2 separate regions of the Homo sapiens genome follow, and region 1 is linked to region 2. The links are chromatin loops, found by intact Hi-C in ENCODE. Cell type or tissue: OCI-LY7. All regions are shown on one strand. Links, peaks and the distances in the headings refer to the core of each region. The heading gives the core; the rest is flanking DNA.

The links. A loop is a pair of places that touch in the nucleus more often than their neighbours do. Peaks named below come from ENCODE experiments on the same cell type or tissue, not always from the same donor. Only the 100,000 strongest peaks of a DNase experiment are listed, where the experiment ranks them.
Region 1: it touches region 2 in a loop (5-fold over the local background); 1 of 110 quality-filtered maps calls a loop at or near these places.

The regions. Positions count from the first base shown.
Region 1 is chr19:39,400,797-39,405,180 of GRCh38, forward strand. No RefSeq gene overlaps it. Among named protein-coding and RNA genes, the nearest start is that of ZFP36, 3.9 kb to the right of the region's middle. RefSeq lists enhancers at 1,027-1,246, 2,507-3,014. In OCI-LY7, for the core only: no CTCF peak of the experiment used is centred there; DNase peaks (open chromatin) are centred at 925, 1,445, 1,955, 3,185 and 2 weaker places; H3K4me3 peaks cover 3,404 bases; H3K27ac peaks cover 4,000 bases.
Region 2 is chr19:39,951,352-39,955,735 of GRCh38, forward strand. No RefSeq gene overlaps it. Among named protein-coding and RNA genes, the nearest start is that of PSMC4, 18 kb to the right of the region's middle. In OCI-LY7, for the core only: no CTCF peak of the experiment used is centred there; DNase peaks (open chromatin) are centred at 2,280 and 2,690; H3K4me3 peaks cover 2,122 bases; H3K27ac peaks cover 3,915 bases.

The DNA.
Region 1 (4,384 bases), core at 188-4,187, 550 kb before region 2:
CATCACCACACCTGGCTAATTTTTGTATTTTTAGTAGAGACGGGGTTTCACCATGTTGGCCAGGCTGGTCTTGAGCTTCTGACCTCAAGTGATCTGCCCGCCTCGGTCTCCCAAAGTGCTGGGATTACAGGCACAGGCACGAGCCACTGCAGTGGGCCTTTTAATTTTTGTTTTAATCCTTGACAGAGGTCAAGGAAGGCCTCACTGAGAAGGCGATATTAGAGCAGCCCCGAAGGAGAGGGAATGAGCTTGGGGACATCCACACATCCAGGCAAGAGTGCTCCAGACAGAGGGAACTGCAAGTGCCAGGGACCTGGGACAGGAATGTGCTGGGATTTATGGAACACATAAAAAGGAGGCTTGGGCACAATGAGGGAGCAGGGATAGGAGAGGAAATCCAGACAGGTCACAGAGGGCCTTGGTGAGGACTTGGGTTTGCTAGGTAACTAAACCCAGAGGGAGACTACACAGTCTGGTGCACACTGCATGCTCCAGGGACGGGGTGTACGTGAGGTGCACAGCCACCACAAAACAGACCGTGGGGACTCCAGCACACAGCATGTCTGCCCCACTGCAGAGCTAACCCACCATCCTACAATCATGGTGCCCCCAGGGACCCCATCCCATTGACAGTCCCACAAACATACTTTCAGGGAGCAACCCAGCCACATGAATACACAAACAACCCTCTAACCACCACTTTACCAGATAAGCTATCTCTCACCCCATCGCAGACTTTGCCCATCACAGGCTGACTCAGCCCTGTCCTTAGCCCAGCACTATCAGAAGCAGCCTCATCGGCGCTGCCCCAGCTTCTCAGGTACTCATGTCTGCACGTCTGCTCTGCCCACAGAGGCCGACACAAGAACAGTGACATGGAGGGGGGAGCTCGCCAGCTACTCTCCCCATCACGCAGGCTGTAGACGTCAGAAACCAAAGTTCATCGGTTTCTCTGCCTTGTGACTCGGGCCACAGGAACTGCATTCAGACGCCGGCCTGCTGTGGTCTGCACATGCAGTCTCAGACACCCACGACAAAGGACGTGGACATATGTGAACACTTCACACACCCAGGGACTACACACACTGAGCCACAAAGGCCTTGCACACGGCCACAGCTGCAGAGTCACAGATGCTGACACAGCTTCAAATGTGTGTGCCGGGTGTGGTGGCACGTGCCTTTAGTCCCAACTACCTGGGAGGCTGAAGTGGAAGGATCGATTCAGCCTGGGAGGTCGAGGCTGCACTCCAGCCTGGGCAACAGAGCGAGACCCTGTCTCAAAGCAACACACACACACAAAGTTGTGTGTGCACACAGCCTCAGTCACAGGGGAGGGCAGTCATTCCCTCACCCAGGCACCTGCGCGGAGTTACACACACTTAGTCACTGCAGATCCCACAGTGGCTCAGAGCTACGCACAGATATGCAGGTGGGGATGAAAATCTCATGTTCTTAAGAATGCCGCCTCAGAGACAAATTGCAGTACAGTTACAACAGAGCATCCACCCCACACCCAGAGATGGCCAAAGTACACACGGTACAGTCGATCACACAGGCGGTTTCACACATTGATTCACACAGCCAAGTCATGCGGGATTGTATGCACACAGCCTTCTCACAGGAAACTGGGCACACTCGTGTCCCTCACGTTCCCCCACTGCATACCCAGGCACACAGGCTCTCGCAGCCCCAGATGCCAAGGCGCACACCTTTGCACCCGCAAGCACACATACTGTTCACACAACCGGGTACACATGACGGCTAGCCCAGGCCCGCCGCCCACGCAGTCGCAGGCCAGGGTACACACGGCCAGCGCCGCCCTTGGCCACGCCCGCTCAGGCCCAGGCAATCGCGCCAGGCGCACACACGGCGCGAGCACACGTGCCGCGGGTACACGATCCCCAGCTCGCCCGCGCACTCGGCCAGCTCTCACACCCCCGCGTTTCCCGTCCCCGCTTGTTTTTCTGGAAACTCTGCTCTCCCCTCCCCTCCCCCTAGGCCGGAAGTGTTGGCTGTATTTTTAGCCTCTCTGGTTTCCGCCCCTTTCCTTCTTTCCCCGCCCGCCCAGGACTGGCCCCAGCGCCCCGCGGGGGGACCCCGGCCATCCCCTTCCCCACCGTCATTCCAGAGGGGATTCCCGGCCGCCGCTGGGGCCGCGGATTTTCCCGCTGGCTACGTAGGGAGCAGGGAGGAGTCCTGCCATGAACTTCCTTCTGGCCTGGGACGCCCGAGATCTGAGGGGAGGGCTGAGGGCCTGGTCTCCTGGATCTGATCGAGGACAGGCTGGGGGTCTCCCGGGTCTGAGGGAGGAGGAGTTAGGGGCCTGAACCGCTGGATCTGAGGGAGGAGGAGATGGGGGCCTGGACCCCTGGGTCTGAGGGAGGAGGGGCTGGGGTCTCGGGGGACCTGAGGATCTGAGGGAGGAGGGGCTGGAGGCCTGGACCCCTGGGTCTGAGGGAGGGGGGGTTGGGAGTCTCCCGGGTCTGAAGGAGGAGGAGTTAGGGGCCTGGACCCCTGGATCTGAGGGAGGAGGAGCTGGGGGCCTGGACCCCTGGTTCCGAGGGAGGAGGGGCTGGGGGCCTGGACCCCTGGATCCGAGGGAGGGGGGTGCTGGGGGCCTGGAGTCCTGGGTCTGAGGGAGGAGGGGCTGGGGACCCAGGGCCCTGGGTTACTGCGAGGGAGGAGGGACTGAGGCCTTGGCTCCTGGGTCCCCCAGGTCTGTGGGTTTGGGGAGGTGGAGGACCAGTCCTTCTGCGAGCAAAGCATCCCCCTCCTTTGAGAGTGGCCCTATCCCAAAAGTCCTGACTCTTGGGGCCGATGACTCAGCAGATGGGAGAGAGGAGGGGGACAGCCTGACTCAGGGATGGGAAATGCTCCCGGTCTCCAGGGAGTAGAAACTGGAATCCCTCCTCCAGGATTGATCGCAGCCCGAGCTGAGCCGGGCTCCGCGAACCCAAGGATGCCCCCAACCCCCCTTTCCCCGCCTCAATCCTTTAAGCTGCGTAAGGATTTGGAGATCGGCCTAGAGGCGGGTCCCAGGTCCCCCTCCTCCCCCCTTTTTCCCCGTTGTCCTCAAGGCTCTGTTTACAGGAGACGGGAGCCCTGGTTACAGGAGAGGAACCCGAGTGTCCGGGCTGAACCTCCTCGTCACGGCTTCCAGGAAGCCCCCACTCCCCCGCCCCTTGCGAGTGAGTCACGGGCGAGCAGGAGGCCACAACCGTGCCAGAGCCGCCCGCGGCCCGCCCAGCTCACGAGACCGGCCCGGGAAGGCCCCTCAGCAAGCGCCGCACCAGGGATTCCCCCCCGCCGCTCTCGGACGAAGCAGGTCGACGTGGAGCCTGGCAGAATCTCCCCACCTTAATACAAGCCCGCAGCCTGCAAGAATGAACTTTCCACCATTATAACTGCGCACTGTGGCAATGATTTCTACCCCCACATTTTCACTCAGGGCATCCAGCTCTCCAGCACCCCTTAGAAAATAGTCTTCCTAGATCTTAAGAGGGTTTTCACTTAGGGCGACCCTTTGATAACAAAAGATGTGCCAGTGTGGGGAATGATCCTTGAAAATGTAGTCTGGGCGGGGTGCGGTGGCTCACACCTGTAATCCCAGCACTTTAAGAGGCCGAGGCAGGTGGATCACCTGAGGTCAGGAGTTCGTGACCAGCCTGACTAACATGGTGAAACCCCCGTCTCTACTAAAAATACAAAAATTAGCTGGGCGTGGTGGCCGGCGCCTGTAATCCCAGCTACTCGGGAGGCTGAGGCAGGAGAATCACGTGAACCCGGGAGGCAGAGGCTGCAGTGAGCTGAGACCGCGCCATTGCACTCCAGCCTGGGCAACAAAAACGAAACTCCATCTCAAAAAAGAAAAAAAAAAGGAGGCCCGGCCGGCTTGGTGGCTCACACCTGTAATCCCACCACTTTGGGAGGCCGAGGCGGGTTGATCACGGAGGTCAGGAGATCGAGACCACCCTGGCTAACACGGTGAAACCCCGTCTCTACTAAAAATACAAAAAATTAGCCAGGCGTGGTGGTGGGTGCCTGTAGTCCCAGCTGCTCGGGAGGCTGAGGCAGGAGAATGCGTGAACCCGGGAGGTGGAGCTTGCAGTGAGCCGACATCGCGCCATTGCACTCCAGCCTGGGTGAAAGAGCGCGACTCCGTCTCAAAAAAAAAAAAGGAAAATGTAGTCTGAAGGCACACCCCACTATAAGAGACCCATCCAGCCATCAACTGAGGATGACCTTTTTTTTTTTTTTTGAAAGCTTTTTTCAATCAATGCAACCATCAGTTATAGTGAAAGACCTCCACCTTGCCAATCTTGAGTTTTCTCAGAGGGCAAACCTCGACATAATTTCAGACCCTAGTATGAGGCCTGTGCCATTT
Region 2 (4,384 bases), core at 177-4,176:
AGAGAGGCCTGCTTCCCACCCTGCCCTTAGAAAGGTAGTGAGAGAATTGAGCCCTAGGGGTTAAAATCTGAGACAGGACTTGGCTCATCTCTCAGCTGTTGCTTGAGAGGTACCATATAAACCTGGCAGGAGTCCTAGAGTTTGAGATCCAGATATAATTTCCTGAAGGCCTGCATGTATGGAATCTCAAGCTATTTATTAGAATTTTTTACAGTATATATCCAATTGGAAAATGATGTTGTAACTGAAGGACCCCATTCTCAGGTCATTTCTCTTGGTACCCCAGGGGATACTGAGGCCAAGCAACATCACAGAGAAACACGAGCTTCTTTTTCTTTGTAATATCTCATTTAAACTGATCCCAATTACAGAGGATGCATCCAAGGGGGGGAATCTTTTGGGACGTCTGTAGTGTTTCCCATGGTAGAGCTGGTGTCCTGTAATCAAGAGGTCTGGTGAGGGATGCAGCCTCTGACTCTGACAGTCTTCACAATTGCAGCACACATCCTGGTCTGACTCATCCCAGACCTTCAAATCCCTGGCAAGAACTAAGCAAGCCAAAGAGGACAGAGGGAGGAGAGCAGAACGAGGGGGCTTGAGAGCCTTTAGCTCTTGGATTTGCCAGCTTCAACCCACAAAGTCTAGCAAGTAGTAGATTTTACATCAGCTCCAAGTAGAACTTACTCTACACCCACATTTATTTACATGGACTCTAACAAGAAACGAGATGATGTACTAGACAGAGGAAAAATTTCATCTGGCCTAATGAGTAAGGCTTCCTTCCAAGAATCCTGGAGGGTGGCTTCACCCATGCAACAAGGACCAGAAACAAGAACGCATTTCCATTCAGACAACTGACAAAACAGATTATAAACGTCCAGGCTCCACAAAGAAGAATACGGTCAGGGAAAATACTGAGTGGTTTCAGTATTTGAAACAAAAGAGAATTCCAGATTGCCGGCTGGTACCTAGCCCACACATGTCTGGGGCAGTTCCCTAGACCAATCTCAGAAGGGCCAGCCAGAATCACTCCAACTGCCTACGCAAGTTTCCCAGAAGGGCTAACTGGAATCACCCCAACTTCCCACCCAAATTTCCAAAAATAAGGGAGAGAAGGAGAGACAAAAGAAAGAAAGAGGCCCTTATCAATGTCAGACATAAGTCAAGGCAAGGATTGGTTTGGCCGGTTCTTGAACAATCCAGATAGGTTTAGTGATTAATGTATTAAGTTTAGTCTAACATTTCCTTTGACTTGACAAGATGTTCTAGTAGTCCTCACTCATTGTACTCCTGGTGAAAGTTTCAAATCTTGGAAAGGGTAAGAAATACGCAGAGGAGATGGCCAGATATAATCCTGGCCATGCCATTTACTGGGCATCTGGTGAGAGAGAGAGAGAGAGAGAGAGAGAGAGAGAGAAGAAGAAGAGCAGACTCACCTAGGGTCCAGACTTGACTCTCCAAAGCACCAACACCAAAGCAATGGTCCAGAGTGGCCACCTTTGTTACCACCTGGTCAGTTGCCTCTGTCCTCCAGGAAGTCTTGCTAACTCCTGTGGGGACCTAAAATGAGGGTCCCATCTGGGGTACCAGGAGATGTTACAATCATCCTTGGTTCTTGTAGTCTTCCAGGATAGAAATCAAGTGAGATTGCTGGGTGTGGTGGCTCACCCCTGTAATCCCAGCACTTTGGGAGGCTGAGGCAGGTGGATTGCTTGAGCCCAGGAGTTCAAGACCAGCCTGGGCAACATGGTGAAAACCCATTTCTACTAAAAATACGAAAAAAAACAGCTGGGTGTGGTGGTGCACACCTGTAATCCCAGCTACTTGGGAGGCTGAGGCAGGAGAATTGCTTGAACCTGGAAGGCAGAAGTTGCAGTGAGCTGAGATTGTGCCATTGCACTCCAGCCTGGGCGACAAAACAAGACTCCATCTCAAAAAAAAAAAAAAAAAGAAAGAAAAAGAGAATGTTTATTTTAGCTTGTGCACAAGAAAGGTCAGCACTGCAAAAGGAAAAGGGTGGGCTGCACCCCAAAGGGAGCAGGTTGATCTGTCTTATAGGGGCCTAGCTGCTGTGACGTGCCTGTCATTGAATGTTTAGGAGGGATTTCTTTGGTGCCTGCACAGTGGTTCAACACGCTTTTTCATACATTGTATATAACATTAGCATTTTAAATCACCTCTGGGCATGATTTTTAGCATTAAAATAAGGAAAAGTTGAAACAAGCCTAGCTGTACTTGCAGGTCCCTGGGGAAGTCCCTAGGCCCCTAAAGCAGGAACTTGTGGTTACTAGCTTCTTGGGCCTTTGATGCTGATTGGCTGGAGATTAGGTAAGCTACATCTTGAGTAAGGGGCTTTTCTTCTTTTTCTCTGGACCACATCAAAACAGGAAGTCAGCCAGCTTGCCTGTCACAAAACCAGGAGTCAATAAATAAAATGATTTATTATTTGAATAATGTATTTGTAGGTTCTTTTGGGTTCTCTACACATACAATCATATTGCTTATGAATTAGTTTAATTCCTTCCATTCTCATCTTTATAACTTTTCTTTAGGCTTTCCAATAGATAATTGAATAAAAGATATGATGGGGGCATCCTAGTCTTGCTTCTGATCACAAAGAAAATACTTTCCATTGGTTTTTGTTGTTGTTTGAGAGGGAGTCTCGCTCTGTCACGCAGGCTGGAGTTCAGCGGCACAATCTAAGCTCACTGCAACCTTTGCCTCCTGGGCTCAAGCGATCCTTCCATCTTAGCCTCCCAAGTAGTAGGGACTACAGGCACATGCCACCACGCCCAGCTGATTTTTGTATTTTTCTGTAAAGATGGGGTTTTTGCTCAGGCTGGTCTCGAACTCCTGGGCTCCAGTGATCCACCTCCCTCAGCCTCCCAAAGTGCTGGGATTACACGCATCAGCCACTACACCCAGCCTGTTTTCAATATTTTGCTATTAAGTATGATGCTTACCGTAGCATTTTTGAAAGTATACATTATTGTATTAAAGAAGTTTCCTTCTACTTTTAATTGTTTAATCATAAATAGATGTTTAACTTTATCAAATGATTTTTCTGCATCTGTCTCAATGATATTAATATCCATTGTTGATCATTACCTTGATGTAGAGTTGCTAACTAAGATACAAGACCTCCAGTTCAATTTGAATTTCAGGTGACAATTAATTTTTAGTATAAATATGTCCCATGCCATTTATTGGCTAAATCTGGAAACCTGTCTAGTTCCATTATTTCACCAGGGCTTTGCAAAATGGGGATTTTTAATGTATTATTTTCTCTTCATTTATTAACTACAATGCTATTATACAAAGAAGCATCCCCTCATTAATTCTCTGGTTACCCTAAATTGTAGTTAATACAGAAAAAGCAACTTAAATGCTTCAATTTTCAGTTTTAGTACATTCTCTCTAAAGGTAACCAAAACGTGTGTGTGCGTGTGTGTGTGTGTGTGTGTGTGTGTGTGTGTGTATGTAATATCCTTATGAATGCATGGATTTTTAACATTTGAAGTGGTCAAACCTTAGACCAGTGGGAGCTGTCTTGGTTTATGGTACATTTCCTACCCAGAACCACAATCATCCATTTCTAAAAGAGCCACAATTCCTATGATTACCAAATTGTATTTATTTATTTATTTTGAGACAAAGTCCTGCTCTGTTGCTGAGGCTGGAGTACAGTGGCATGATCATGGCTCACTGCAGCCTTGACCTCCTGGGCTCAAGTGATCCTCCTGCCTCAGCCTCCCAAGTAGCTGAGACTACAGACGTGCATCACTACACCCAGCTAATTTTTAAATTGTTTGTAGAGACAAGGTCTCCCTATGTTACCCAGGCTGCTCTCAAACTCCTGGATTCAAGTGATCCTCCTGACTTGGACTCTCAAAGTGCTGGGATTATAAGTGTGAGCCACGTGCCTGGCCCCAAATTGAATTTAGACACTATAATTTGAGCACTAGGGGAGGAACTGCCTTTAATATTTTTAATTTTGTAAAACATTTGCACAGTTCCAGAGCCAAAACTTGACAATAAGTTATCTTCACAGAGCTTTAGCTGCCATCCCTGTCCTCTCCACATTTCCTCCCTTCTCCTGTGAGTAACCATTTTTATGGGATTTTCATTCAACTTTCCATCATTTCTCTTTGAAAATATAGGGAAAGACATACATATACAAGTGTGCGTGTCTGTGCATTTCCCTTTCCTTCTTTTGCAAAAGGTAGCATATTATAGCATATCATACACATTGTGTTTTCTTCTTTTTGTTTTGTTTTGTTTTGTTTTTATGAGACCAAGTCTCACTCGGCCGCCCAGGCTGGAGCGCAGTGTCACGATCTCACCTCACTAACCTCCACCTCCCAAGTTCAAGCGATTCTCCTGC